3 separate regions of the Homo sapiens genome follow, and regions 1 and 3 are each linked to region 2. Evidence: chromatin contacts called from ENCODE Hi-C data. All regions are on one chromosome and are shown on one strand. The core of a region is the stretch at or near the end of the contact, and the rest is flanking DNA. Distances in the headings are between cores, read along the strand shown.

Region 1 (4,039 bases), core at 1,056-3,555, 1.1 Mb before region 2:
CCAGGAGTTTGAGACCAGCCCAGGTAATATAGTGAGAACCCCCCCCCCCGCCCCCGCCAACCCCCATCTCTAAAAAAAATAAAGTTAGCCAGGGATGGTCGGGCACAGTGGCTCACACCTGTAATCCCAGCACTTTGGGAGGCTTGAGGTGGGAGGATCACTTGAGATCAGGGATTCAAGAACAGCCTGGCCAACATGGTAAAACCCTATCTCTATGAAAAATACAAAAAAGAGCCTCTGCACAGGTCGGAGGGAAAGAAAGGAGTTGGAAGATCTGAAGCCCACGTAGCTGGTGGGCAGGCAGGAGTGCAAATGGATGTGAGGCCGAGATCTTAGCAGGCCCAGAGCACATGGCCTTGCAGCCACACCACAGTCATGGTTGCACAAAGGATGTCCTGAACATCTGTTTGAATGTGTCTCAAGTACTCAGACTAAACACTTCTAAATCTGTAGTGGAATGAATGTGTAACCAAGAAGAATTGATTTTTTTTTTTTCAAAATTTCAGAATGGAATAGGGATAGTTTTCAGGGAAAATGGATGAAGCAGTATTGTGGTGGGGAAAGTGTTCAAAGTTAATATTACCATAACTTCAGAACACCATAGTGAATACCTTGGAAAGCATCATCTTCATCTTCTGAGACTTTGACTGTGACCATGTGAAAGGTAGAGAGAGAATTCAGGATTAACTTTGTCTGTTTTCCCATGTTCAAGGGCCATTGTGTTACACCTAAAATTGGCAAAGAGTCATAGATTATATTTAAGCTCAGATTTCAAAACTGTCCATGACTATTTTGGCAGGATGTATCTTGGGTTTTTTGTTTTGTTTTTGTTTTTGTTTTTTTGTTGTTGTTGTTTTGTATGCAATCTAGATGCAGATGTTTGTTTTTAGTCAGCCTGGAGGGAGCTTTAATGTTGGGGTTCTTCGTACATGTAAATACCATGCTGGATAATTAATTGGGATTTCCTGGAGCAATTTTTTTTTTTTTAAGAAACTGTACTGTAAACAGTTTTTCATTCTTGTGGATAAAGAGAAGCTTTTCTCTGGATTTCTAATATTCGCCAACCCTGAGGGAAAGGCAAAGCATGTGAGTCAGTCCTCAGGACCCTCCCTGCCCTCCACTGAGGGGACCAATGAGTTTGAGGAACAAGAGTGGATAAACCGTTGACTCTCATCTGCCCTCCCTCCCTCCACCTCAGGGTGTGTACTGCTAGTCTGAATATTGTCCTGCTTAGAGGTTTCTCCATCATCTTAAGTTTCTGTTGTTTACAGCTTTCCCTCCTCTGCCCTCATCCCTCTAGATTATTAAGTTCCTGCAACTTAACTGGGAACTGATCAAGATTTCAAGCTAAAGATGGTGGTGATGAACAGCCTGAGGGTCATTCTTCAAGCCTCTCCAGGCAAATTGCTGTGGAGAAAGTTCCAGATTCCGAGATTCATGCCAGCGAGGCCCTGCAGCCTCTATACTTGTACTTACAAAACCCGGAACCGAGCCTGTGAGTACACCACTTCCTTAAAGAGAACAAAAAGGGCTCCAGCCTGAGTGACAGAGTGAAATCTCATCTCTTAGAAAAAAAGAGAAAAGAAAAGAGGGAGCAAGTGTGCAAGAGCAAAAATACTCATCTTTATAATAATCACACATGTTAAACATTTGTAGCTATGCTGTCTTTGGCTTTCCAGTGTAGGATTATATGCCTTATGAACTGTGAGAATAACTGTTTCTCTGTTGATTCATGAAAGTAAATGTAGAATGTTCTTTCTTGACTAATTTTAGCATGTTAAAATGATGTCATGCAGAAACTGGACAAGAGACAGATCCCGGTTTTTAATATTTTGGAACCTGTTGTTTATTATTTCTTGGTAGCAATTGTCTTTTTTTTTTTCTTTTAAACAAAGGTTGATCCACAAACCACAAATTATTTCTGGGAACCTTAAGTTTCTGGAAGTTGCATGTAAATGTTTGTAAACAGTTTACTAGCTTCAACGTTCTGGAATATTCTGTCCTGAGTTAGGAATTACTGAATTAATTCTAGCTGATCAGTTTGCAAGTGTGTGCTCTGCTGTAAGGATGGAAGATTGAGTGAGGCAGGAAATGGTCTTCCTCACACCTCTCTCATCTCGTTCCCCTCCTGGAAATACAAGGCATTGCCCATGTCCGGATGTGGCAGGGATTCTCCACTGCGGCATGATGGACATTGAGGATGGATCATTGTGTGTTGTAGGGGGTTGTCCTGTGCCCTGGAGGGTCTTTAGCAGCATTCCTGGCCTCTGCCTACTAGTTGCTAGTAGCACCCTCATGAAGCTATAACAACCAAAACTGTCTGCAGACATTGCCAAACATGCTCTGCGTGACTGCCCTAGAGAGGGCAGTTGAGAGAATGGGAAAGGATAATGTGTGTATTTGTGAACAGATAACTTTGAGTTAATGAAGAGATGAAATGGCTAAGTATTATCATTAAGGAGGAATTTTTCATGTTTTCCATTATTTAAAAAACATTGGCACAGAGTTTTCAAATGTTGGACTGCACTGAGGTCTAGGTTTCTCCCCTTTAGTGTTTATTTTCTTTGACCCCATATGCACATAATAAAAAGACTGAGTAAGAATGGAATGCTTGTAAATTAGTAATGCTAATCTAGCTACATCCAAGGGCTTGAAACTGCTCTACAAATATATTTTCACTGTAAGTTTATTTTGTTTCCTTCAACATTGACTGTGTTCTTTTTCAAATAAACGGACCAGAGGCATAATAAATTTCTGGTTGCTAGGTGTGGTTTCCTACAAACATGCCACATCCTACTGAGACTGGCTTATTCTGAACACTGGCACTTTGTGGTCTATGGTTTATATTGGAAAGTATTAATAGTTTTGCTTTTTTTTTTTTTGACAGTTGAAATTAAACATCCAAATCCGGTATACGTATGTAGTTAGGATAGTTTGCTGCTTTTAGTGCTGACAAAAAAAAACAAACAGTAGTGGCTTCGGGAGGGGCAGTTTTACTTAGTGAATTTCCCACAACAGATGACATGTTCTTGTTTCTAAGTTACTAGGAAAAACAGGGGACAGTCACCATTTGATTTTGTTTGTAGCATATTATACTGTTCCAACCTGTTTGCCCCAAGAATAATATTGTGGTCTTTGCTGCTCTGGGCCTTCGAGCCGGTCCTGTTTCTATGTTCTGGACCCTCGTCTGCTCAATTGTAAAGACAATTCTCATTGTTTCTGACAGCTCAATACCCCAACAGAAGGCCAATGTACACTTGTGACCAAGAATGACCCCAGATTCTTGAGGGTTTGAAAAGATAACGTGTTAATGAAAAAAGCCAAATTCTAAAATATTTGAAGAGGTTCATTCTGAGCCAAATATGAGTGACTGTGGCCCATGATACAGCCTCAAGAGGTCCTGAGAACACATGCCCAAGGTGGTTGGGTTACAGCATGGTTTAGGGAGACAGAAGTTACACGCAAGACATAAATCAATACATGTAAGGTATACATTGTGAGGACGAAACTCTGATTTTTTTTTTATCTTGCCCAAATTCCTATCTAAGGGGTCTGGGGAGTCATGCCCCACAAATCATAAATTCTCACCAGATGGGTTTTATTCAACCCTATATATCGTGATTTACTTTCCAAGCTGACTTTGGCATAACATTACAAGACAAAGAAGAAAATCAAAATATTTTACCCCAAAACATGTTTCTTTGCCATGTTTTGAAATAGCCCTGCAAAGCTGTTCTGCATGGGGGAAAATTTGTATCTGTAAAGAATCTCTGGGCCAGGCGCGATGGCTTACGCCTGTAATCTCAGCACTTTGCGAGGCCGAGGCGGGCGGATCACAAGGTCAGGAGATCAAGACTATCCTGGCTAACACGGTGAAACCCCGTCTCTACTAAAAATACAGAAAATTAGCCAGGCGTGGTGGTGGGCGCCTGCAGTCCCAGCTACTAAGGATGCTGAGGCATGAGAATGGCGTGAACCCGGGAGGCGGAGCTTGCAGTGAGCCGAGATCGCGCCACTGCACTCCAGCCTGGGCGACAGA
Region 2 (4,392 bases), core at 1,010-3,509:
TTTCTTTGAGAGACACGGTCTCACTCTGTTGGCTAAGCTAGAATGCAGTGGCGCAATCATGGCTCACTGCAGCCTTGAACTCCTGAGCTCAAGCTAACCTTCCAAAGCACTAGGATTACAGGAGTATAAACCACTGTGCCTGACCCCATATTTAATACACTTTAAAAGTACATGGTCAAGTTCCTACTAGAAAAGGTGCAAGTGAATGAGAAAGGCAGTCTAATGCAGGGACCAGCTGTGTGATCTTGGGATGGCACTTAAACTCTCACTCCCAGTTTCCTTATCAGTAAAACAAGGATGATGAAAAGTACCTACAGCATAGTACTATTATGAGGATTACAACAAACAACAGGACGTAGATTCTTCAGATGTGCCAGGCCCTGTTCTGAGTGCTCAATAAATGCCAGCAATTATTACCAGAGAAACTGCAGATGTAACAGAAAAGAATACTCTTATGAAGACTAACAGCAATCTCAAAGTGTATTCCATAAGCCGATAACATCTTTTCTTTGGTCAATTGTTGACAAGGTCTTTTTCCCTTTACCAATTAAAATGTATTTATCTTGGATGACTGTTACGTGTGTTCACTTTGTAAAAATTTATCAAGCCATACAACACTTAAGATGTGTGAACTTTTCCGTAAATATTCTATTTTTCAGTAAAGTTTTAAAGAAACGCATTAGTTTGGGCCCAGAAAGATGCTGCTCTACATTCAAGCCCAGGAAATGTCAAATATATTCAGTGCTTCCTCCAAACACGATTAATCTCACAACAGCTTCTTTCTCCCCTTTTACCACCACACTATACACCAGAAATCATCCCACAAATCACGTAAGTTTTGAAAATAAAAACCACCTGCCACCTCATGCAAGGGCTGATTACATACTTATGTTCTATGCATAAAACGCCAAAACTAGGAAATTCAGAACGACAGTTAAATTTAAACAAAATAAAAGTTGCCAGAAACCCTTACTTAGTCACTTCAGGAAGCCACTGAACGGTAAGACTGGGCCACTGAAGAGCATGGGTCATAACCAGGTCATATAGAAACGGTGTATTCTTCTTCCAGATTTTATATTCTTCATTGATGACACGCTCCTCCACAGTATCTTCAAACACTGAAATTTGGAGAAAGCCCACACGATTAAGTGGCTGAGATAGATCAAAGTCAGAAATTGGAGGTCACCTCAAGATGGCCACACCTCATGTACTCTTTCCTTTTACCTCTAATTTGGACACGGACAACTAACTGCTCTTCCAGAAGGTGGAGAAAATACTAACAATCAGGAAGCCTATTTTTTCCATTGAGATCAATACCCCCTGCGTACACCATGTTGGGTAGTCAATTACACGGACATGGAAATTGTTTACCCTGTTACAGCTGTTCGCACCTGTTCTAAGATGACGACCTGTACGTACAGGGGCTGCGCGACCCAGTCGGGAAGACAAATGCACGTGTAGCAGAAGCCCACAGGCCTGGTCTCTCCAATCCCCATCAGGGGAGGCCCCAGCTCCCACGACGCCCGCCTCGGCAGCCATAGGCCTGAGGACCCCAGCAACCCCCGGACAAGGGCCGCGACCCCGAGGCGGTCAACGCGCGCGCGCGCGTAGAAAGAGCCGCGGCGCTCGCTTCCCAGCGGCGGGGGCCGCCTCCGCCCCGGGGCCGAGGGCGCCGGAGGGAGCGCAGCCGCTGGAGGAGGGAAGGGAAGAGGGGGGCCCAGCCCTCGGCCCCGCGCCCGGCTCCGGAAGTGCTCGGAGCCCTCGGCGCGGCGGTCCCGTCCCGCGCAGGCCCCTCGAGGCGCGCGCCCAGTCTCGCGCCCGGCCCCGCCCCCTGCTCCGCACGCCAATTCGCGCCTTTCGCCGGCGCGTGCCGCGGCCTCGCGCGCCCGCCGCCCCCCGCGGCCCCGGCGCGCGCCGCCCCGCAGGGCCTCTTACTCTCTTTACTCGCCATCTTGCGTCGGGTCGTTCGCCCCTCGCCGCCGCCTCGGACTCCTCTCGTTAGCCAAGAGCAGCCCGACCGCTGGCGCTCCTGCCTTTCCCAAGCGCGTCACACTCCCCACTGTCGAAAGCCCGGGCCCCGTCTTGCTGCCTGGGTGCTCCCCAGACGCCGCGTCCTTCTTTCCTGCCTCCTCCCCGCTCGCGGGTACCGAGGTCTGAGGCGCTCTTCTCTCTCTCTCCAAACTTGGAACGAGACTTTTCAACCCGCGCCTCCCAGCCCGCCCAGGCAGCTGAGCGCAGGCGCATCCGCCCTGGGAAAAGTGAGAGGAGGCGGAGAGGCGGGTCTGGGAGCCAACGGCTCCGGCGCCGAGACCAATGACGCGCGGCGGGCGGGTTTCACGCGGCGTTCGGAGGCGGGCTTCTGGGGGTGGGCGGAGCGTGCCGCGGCAGGAAGTTGGCGATGCGCAGGCGCGAGGGCTCGCCCGGCGCTCCCAGGGCCGGCCGCGGAGGCGGATGGGGCGCGCGGGGGCGGGGCGGATGAGGGCCCGAGGGGGCGGGGCGGATGGGGGCGCGCGAGGGCGGGGCTGATGGAGGCGCGGCTGGCCGGCTGAGTGGGGGCCGCGAGCCCCGGGGCGGCGAGCCTTGGGGCCCGCGGGGCGTGGTTGCTTGTAGCGGCAGCGGTGGTGGGGGTGAGAGGGGGGCAGGGAGGCTGCCGCCGCTTAGCCAAGCAAAATCTCAGAGCAAGAGGGGAAAATGGTTCCTGTTCTCGAGAGATTACTGTGCCTTCAAAGTCTCCCTGATAATCACGGACATGCAATTCTCTGCACCCCTGAAATGTTCTCCTCCAGCCGACTGGCCTTTCCTGGGGCCCGGTCGGGCCGAGGTGGGGCTGGTCTCAGACGGAGGAGAGCTTTTGGAGAGGCCGCGGGCGTTTTCTGCCTGCAAAAGCCGCCGGGCCGCCCTGTTAGGCTAAATGTGCAGCCTGTGGCGGCACAGGCCGCCGGCGGGCCGAAGCCGATTTACACTGTTACATTTTAATTTGTTCGATGTTTGGGTCCTTAAGATGATGGTTTGCGGCCTCTTCGCGCTTCAGGGGATTTTGTCCCTGCACTGGCGTTCCTTTCTCATCCCAGCCCCGGCCCCTGCTGAGTCATTTTTGTCACCTGCAGGGGTCCCAGCGCGACCCCACCCCAAGCTGGCGGAGCTGGAGAGAGCAGGGCTGAACTACCCTGGGCCTGCTTACCTGAGCCCTGCTCTGCTCAGGAACTTCATAGCCCCTGAGGAGTGTGTCGGGGGAGGAGAAAGCTGGCTGCAAGGCCAAAAGGGAAATAGAAGAAAATGAGGGCCAGGAGCAGAGGGGACGGAGTTGGGGGAGGCGACCAAGGTGCCTGCGTGCAAAGGGAACCGAAGTGTACGTCCAGCTCCGGGAGAGGCTCCTCTTGCAAAAGCACCCCCGGAACATTTGCTGCCTTGATACCTTTCCAAGTGCCTTCATGCTCAGATGCTATCTTGCAGATGCCGCTGTCATGCCCACTTTTCTGACCGGGACGCAAACCCAGACGTTAGTCAGTGGCAGAACCAGTCACATTCCCTTCTGTAGATATTTACTGTGTTGTTTCCGATACAATACCGTTCATTATTATAACGCCCTCCCCCCATTCTGGGTCAAGGAATCTTGTTAGTGCCTAAGGCTGAGGGGGTGGCTAGAGAGGGAAGAGAGTTGGAAGGGTGTTTAAGCAATACAGCCCTCATATTCTAGGACATTAGTTGGCAAGACTTTTTCTAAAAGGACCGAGATAGTAAATATTTTAGGCTTTGGGGGCAACTGCTCGACTCTGTCGCTTTGCAGCGCAAAGCAGCCATGGAAAATATGGATGCATTTGGCTGCGTTCCGATAAAACTACAGACACTAAAATCGTTTTCACGGGTCACAAAATCTTTTGATTTTTTTTTTCTATCACTTGAAAACGGAAAAACCATTCTCAGCTCGAGGGTCATACAAAAACATGTGGTGGGTTAGATTTAGTCGGAGGACTGTAGTTTGCCCACCTTGTTCTAGAATAATTGTACCTTATGGCTCTGCTTCAAAGAGAACCTCGTGTGCAAAGCAAGAGGCGGCTTGGGAGATGATTTGTATCCCTTTAATACAGTGTACTCATTTCTGACAAGTAGACATGATTTCCAAAACCTATTAAAAGAAATGTTTAAAGGACTGAAAGAAAAGAAATCTTCCCAGACGACTTGGCTTTAAAATCTTGATACTGTTTACCTCAGTGAGGGTCAGAGAAGGAAATATGGAACAAATATTTTGGGAATTTCTGAGAATATTCACACACTATCATGCATTTAATCCGAAAGTGTCATGTACAGCATATTTCATTAGTTTTGCATTTTTGTTGTTGTTAAATTGAATCTGTCAATTCTATTTAATTTTTTGGCCTTTTTTCCATACTA
Region 3 (4,511 bases), core at 358-2,857, 1.6 Mb after region 2:
GATATACAGGGATGAAAATGGAGTGATTGCCCCAGGAGTTCTGGATCCACGTGGGTGAAGCTAGAGGTCACAGCACTGTTACTTTGCATCTGGAGGAGGCAGGAGACTCTGCGAAGCCCTCTGTTGTTGCCTCTGACTCCATTTTCCCTCTTTGCTAATTCATTGCTCCTACCTGTAAAATTTTCTAATATGCTTCCACTTTCATTTCCTCATCAAATATTCACCGTTATGAAAAAGAAAATCCTATTGGCTTGGTATCAAGTGGCCAAACTGAGCATGCTGCTACATATTGTTACCAGATTCACTACAGGAATAGATTAAGTGGATTTTATCCCAAATATCTATTTCCTATTACAGTACTGCATCTTTCTAATTTGGTGGCAGCTATGACCTCATACACTGCCTATTTTCCGTGCTTTTCCTAACCAGAAGAGACCCTATTTTTCTCCTTTGCTTGTTAAAGCGAAAATAATTATGCAGCTTTCCATAGATTTGTCCCCAATGTCTTTTTAAAAAAATTTTTTTTCTTTATTTTCTAAAAGTAGCATTGGAAATGTTATCTCCTTCAATTTCATCACCTCTTCATCCTCCTTGGAAACCCGATCCATGGTGGGTATTAAGATCTTTACATTTGTACTGGTTGGGCGATGACTTCATTGCTTTCAAGCCAGCTGGGGGATCTTGTGTGGCAGAGCATCGGACCGAAGCGGAGGTGTGGGTCGTTGCTGCTGCTGCTGCTGCTACTGCTGCAACAGCTCTTTGCACGCGCCCAGCTGCTGTGTAAGGAATCCTCAGGCTGCTAGGTCTTTGCGCCTAACTCACCCAAGGGACCGCAAGCTGCTGGATGAGTGTACGTGTGAGTGTGTGTTGTGTGTGTGCATATGTGCGTGTGTGTGTGCACACGCAGCGGCAACAGTTGGGCAGCAGCAGCAATGGACTTCGATATCATTTTTACCAACAACAGAGATAAACCATCCTCCATCCTGTATTTCTCAGCTCCCGCCCCGAGTATGTTCTCCCCCTCTTCTCCGACTTCCCCCACCCCAGCCCCCGGCACGGGTCCCTCCGGAGGGAGGGCAGGGTAGCTGCGCTGCAGGCAGGATTCCCTCTTTTTTCCGCAGTGACAGGCGGATTCCGGGGCCTCCTCGCCACCTCCTACCCCCGCAGCCACCCCTTTCTCAGTCACGATCTCCCCACCCCACCACCGTCGACCCTCTCCCTGCTTCCCCGCTCTACCCCCCGGCGTCGACTCCAGGCTCGGGCCCCGCCCCTCTCAGCCTCTCCAGCCCAGGTTGCTAGGGCTTGGCGGGGCAACCAAACCTGGCGTGCCAGGAGGCGCGGCGCGCGCGTGAGCGCGCAGGCGAGCTTGTATAAGGAACCAGCGTTCTTCGGCTTCGGAGACTCGAGCACGAGCGGCGCGAGCCCGAACCCCAGGACAAGCGCTTCCTCCTCATTGGCTCCTACCAGAAGGGGGCGGGGTAAAGGCGGGATCGGGCAAAACCTGAGGTGCTTTCCCATTGGTCCGAACGGGCCGGCTGGGGCGGGGCAGTTAGCAAAATAGGCTGCGCGTTCGCTTCTGCTAGAGGGCGGGGCCGGAGGTTTCGATTAGTTGTCTCTGCCGCTGGGGAAGGTAAAGCGGCGACGGCGTCCTCAGGAGCTGTGGGGTCCCCTGCTAGAAGTGGGGGACTCGGCGGGGTGAGTAGTCGCGCCGCCACCCGCCCGCCAAGCCTTCTTACCCTTACATCGGCCCCGCGTCCACCCAGCTTCTCCTGAGAGTGGAGACCCACCCAGTCCCCCCGGGCGGACAAGAGAAGGGGCGGGGGCGCCGGTTCCCCCGGAACGGGGCGACGCGGTGAGGACGTCCCAGCCCGGAGTAGCCCCTCCTCAGCGCTCCCCTGCGCCTCTGGAAGGGCTTCCCCCGAGGGGCTGGGGCTGTCTTTTGGGGTGTGGGGAGGCGAAAGGGTGTGAAAGAGGGGCGGCGGGTCGAGCCCGCCCCGCGGGGTTCCCCTCAGCGGCGGGTCTGCGGCGTCCCCGCCCCGCCGCTCCCGCGGCACGAGCTCCCCGGGGCTTGCGGCGAGGTAAGCCCCTTCCCGCCGGCGCCGAGGAGGGGCCTGCGCGCCCCAGCCCCCTGCCCGAGTTCGGAGGGAGCCCGAGACTCGCCAGGGGCCGTCAGTCGCGGCCCGGGCCCTTCTGACCTTGGCTGCCCGCGAGGGTGGGCTAGCGACCGGGCGCCGGCCCCGCGGCTCCGCAACCTCCCCCGGACAAGTTTCAGGCGATGCTGTGAAGTTCACGACTGGCATAGTGCGGGGAAGAAGAATGGCCCCTTCTCAGACCTTCATACCTTTTGGACCCTCATAGAAATCGGATTCTGGGATTTGGAACCGTCTCCCAGAACGAACAGGTCCTCCTTGCATTGACACGTTTTGTGCCCACGTTGGGGAAAAAAATAACCTGAACATATTTCAGTGTAAAGGCAGATCTTCCTTGAGGGTTTTGTTTTTCGCTTCATTTGAGTGTTAAAGAACAGATGCCTGAATAAGAAAAGCCTGACCTTAGTATCTCTACAGTGAGATTAGACGGGTGCTGTGATATTTAAGTAGTTGCAGATCAGTATTCTGTTAGCACAATCTATTTTAATTGGCTGGAATTTAAGCTGATTTTAGAAAGTATTGTTGACACCGAATGATTTCTTTCTGTGCATCTGAATTAGGTTTGTTTGAACGTAATGGTTATATAGTTAATGTAAAAGATTACACAAATTAATTTGTCTGAGAGCGTTTGTCAGAAACAGGAGACAGAGATGTGTATAGAACAGGATTATCGTTTTAGGTAACATCTGCTGGAACATTTCCAGCTTGTTTCTTTCTTGCTGTAGGGTTACAAAAAAGACATCTTCACCGAGGCTATTCGGAATTACATGTGAGTGACACTTAGATGTAAATTTGTTTTTATTTCCTTCAAGTGTTTTAAAATGTTTTGTTCACAAAATGTGAAGAGGCTATATTTACTTGTTCCTGTATGTTAGTGTTGAAGGTGATAGTATGATCTTATGATTAACAATCCAATTAGGGTCCATTAATAATAGATTTTTAAAAAAGGCGTGCTGCTTTTCGAGAATATGATAGGTTGAGTACCTAGCAAGACTTCTAATTTCTTTTTATTAAAAGTACTATTTTAGGATTGAGAATTTTTGGCGTTGACACTGAAACCAGGAATAAGGAAGCCTGCAGCAGTCTTAGCAGTTTGACACCACCAGTAGGTGTTTCTGTTGACAAATGCAGAGAAGAGAACATTTGGGAAGGAAATCTTTTTTTCGGGGCGGGGGTTGGGGGGGAGGTGAGGGTGGTTGAGGGGGGAAGGAGCCAGAAGAGAGAAGCTAATGCTGCCAGCACTGTATGCTGAGCATTTCACAAGTACAAGGAAACCTAATTAGGGAAAAATTCCGTTTGGCTCTATTAAATAATAGAACTACAAAAGAGGCATACTAAATAAAGTTAACCATTCCAAGAGTGTTAGATATTATCTGCCATTTCAGAGTAGTTGGGGGTTCCTCAATTGGAGAGGGTATCAAATCTCTTTGAATTGTCTTGCCTTTTTAACATAGTCAATGCAGCGATTAATTTGCTAGATGTATATATATCAAACAGTTGAGTATTCCAGTTTTGTTGTTTAGCATATTTCCTAAGCCTAAATTTTTTAAAATCAAAATCCGATATATTTTTTTTAAATTTGAAATAGAATTCTTTGTCCAGAGAGTAATTCCTTTTTTCCTGGCTCAGTCTTAAAATTTATTCATGATTTAGGGGTTTGTGATTGGTATTTTTTTACCCCTTTTTCTCAGGTTTTTGATTTTTACTTATGCAAGTTCCCTAAGTCTGCCTTTGTTTATATTGTAATTTTCTTGGAATTATTTAAATCAGAGTGTGGCATCTATTGTGTCCCCTGGGGTTTTAAAAGGAAAGGCTCCCATTGAAAGAAATTGCAGGGCCGTCTCGCATAGATGGGTAATAGAAGGTTGACTGATTGCGAATCAGATGTATTCGGTTGCAAATATGCTGCTTGGGGTTAAGGCAGTTTCAGTTAACGGGAACCAGATTTTACGTGGTGTTTCTACTTTGAAGGTACAGTATTGTTACATTACAAACTGAAAGACAGAGGTGGAGAAATTCCTTTAAGTATCACCCCTAGCCTTGTTTCACCACTGTGTCCAGGAATCTATGAGAGACTGTTAACAATAGCTGCATTGTTGGAAATGACAGTGGCTTCTCTTGCAGAAAGTTAACCTTTCATTATGATTTTCATTTCAGTTTACTTTGTAAAAGAAAATTTAGCTTTATCTGAGAAATTGGCTGTAAGAAATTTGCAAAGAGAGCAAGGAAAATAGGTTTTCTTCAACGTGTCTGTTAAAATTCACATTCTCTCCCCTTCCGTTTTGATAACTGGTGGTGATCTTTATTTCCTCTAGATATTAGGTATGCTAACACAGTACCTGATTTTTGGCAGTTACTGTG

What was found. Hi-C counts contacts between places; a loop is a spot of excess contacts on that map. Pooled maps may share reads with other maps.
Region 1: a pooled map shows a loop between it and region 2 (11-fold over the local background). The contact joins the enhancer-like site here to the promoter of RBBP7 in region 2. A Hi-C loop is called at or near these places in 7 of 50 pooled maps.
Region 3: a loop to region 2 is called in a map of CD8-positive, alpha-beta T cell, with 11 times the contacts of the local background. The contact joins the promoter of CDKL5 here to the promoter of RBBP7 in region 2. A Hi-C loop is called at or near these places in 2 of 168 maps with a recorded cell type or tissue (CD8-positive, alpha-beta T cell and naive thymus-derived CD4-positive, alpha-beta T cell), 1 of 37 single-sample maps with no recorded cell type and 7 of 50 pooled maps.

The regions. Positions count from the first base shown.
Region 1 is chrX:15,748,671-15,752,709 of GRCh38, forward strand. CA5B (carbonic anhydrase 5B) reads left to right here. Exons shown (of 8, transcript NM_007220.4): 2 at 1,301-1,495. The coding sequence starts at 1,354. CA5BP1-CA5B (CA5BP1-CA5B readthrough) reads left to right here. Exons shown (of 12, transcript NR_160544.1): 5 at 1,301-1,495. Among named protein-coding and RNA genes, the nearest start is that of CA5B, 12 kb to the left of the region's middle. Within about 2 kb of position 2,306, at least 20 of the 41 ENCODE cell types and tissues checked have a DNase peak (open chromatin) inside an H3K27ac peak, as active enhancers do.
Region 2 is chrX:16,868,103-16,872,494 of GRCh38, forward strand. It overlaps RBBP7 (RB binding protein 7, chromatin remodeling factor), which reads right to left and starts at 2,260. Exons shown (of 12, transcript NM_002893.4): 1 at 1,936-2,260; 2 at 974-1,118. The coding sequence starts at 1,951. RefSeq lists enhancers at 1,177-1,266, 2,276-2,954 and silencers at 1,487-1,826, 1,847-1,896, 2,227-2,536.
Region 3 is chrX:18,424,001-18,428,511 of GRCh38, forward strand. It overlaps CDKL5 (cyclin dependent kinase like 5), which reads left to right and starts at 1,608. Exons shown (of 18, transcript NM_001323289.2): 1 at 1,608-1,695. RefSeq lists an enhancer at 1,229-1,523 and a silencer at 1,859-1,928.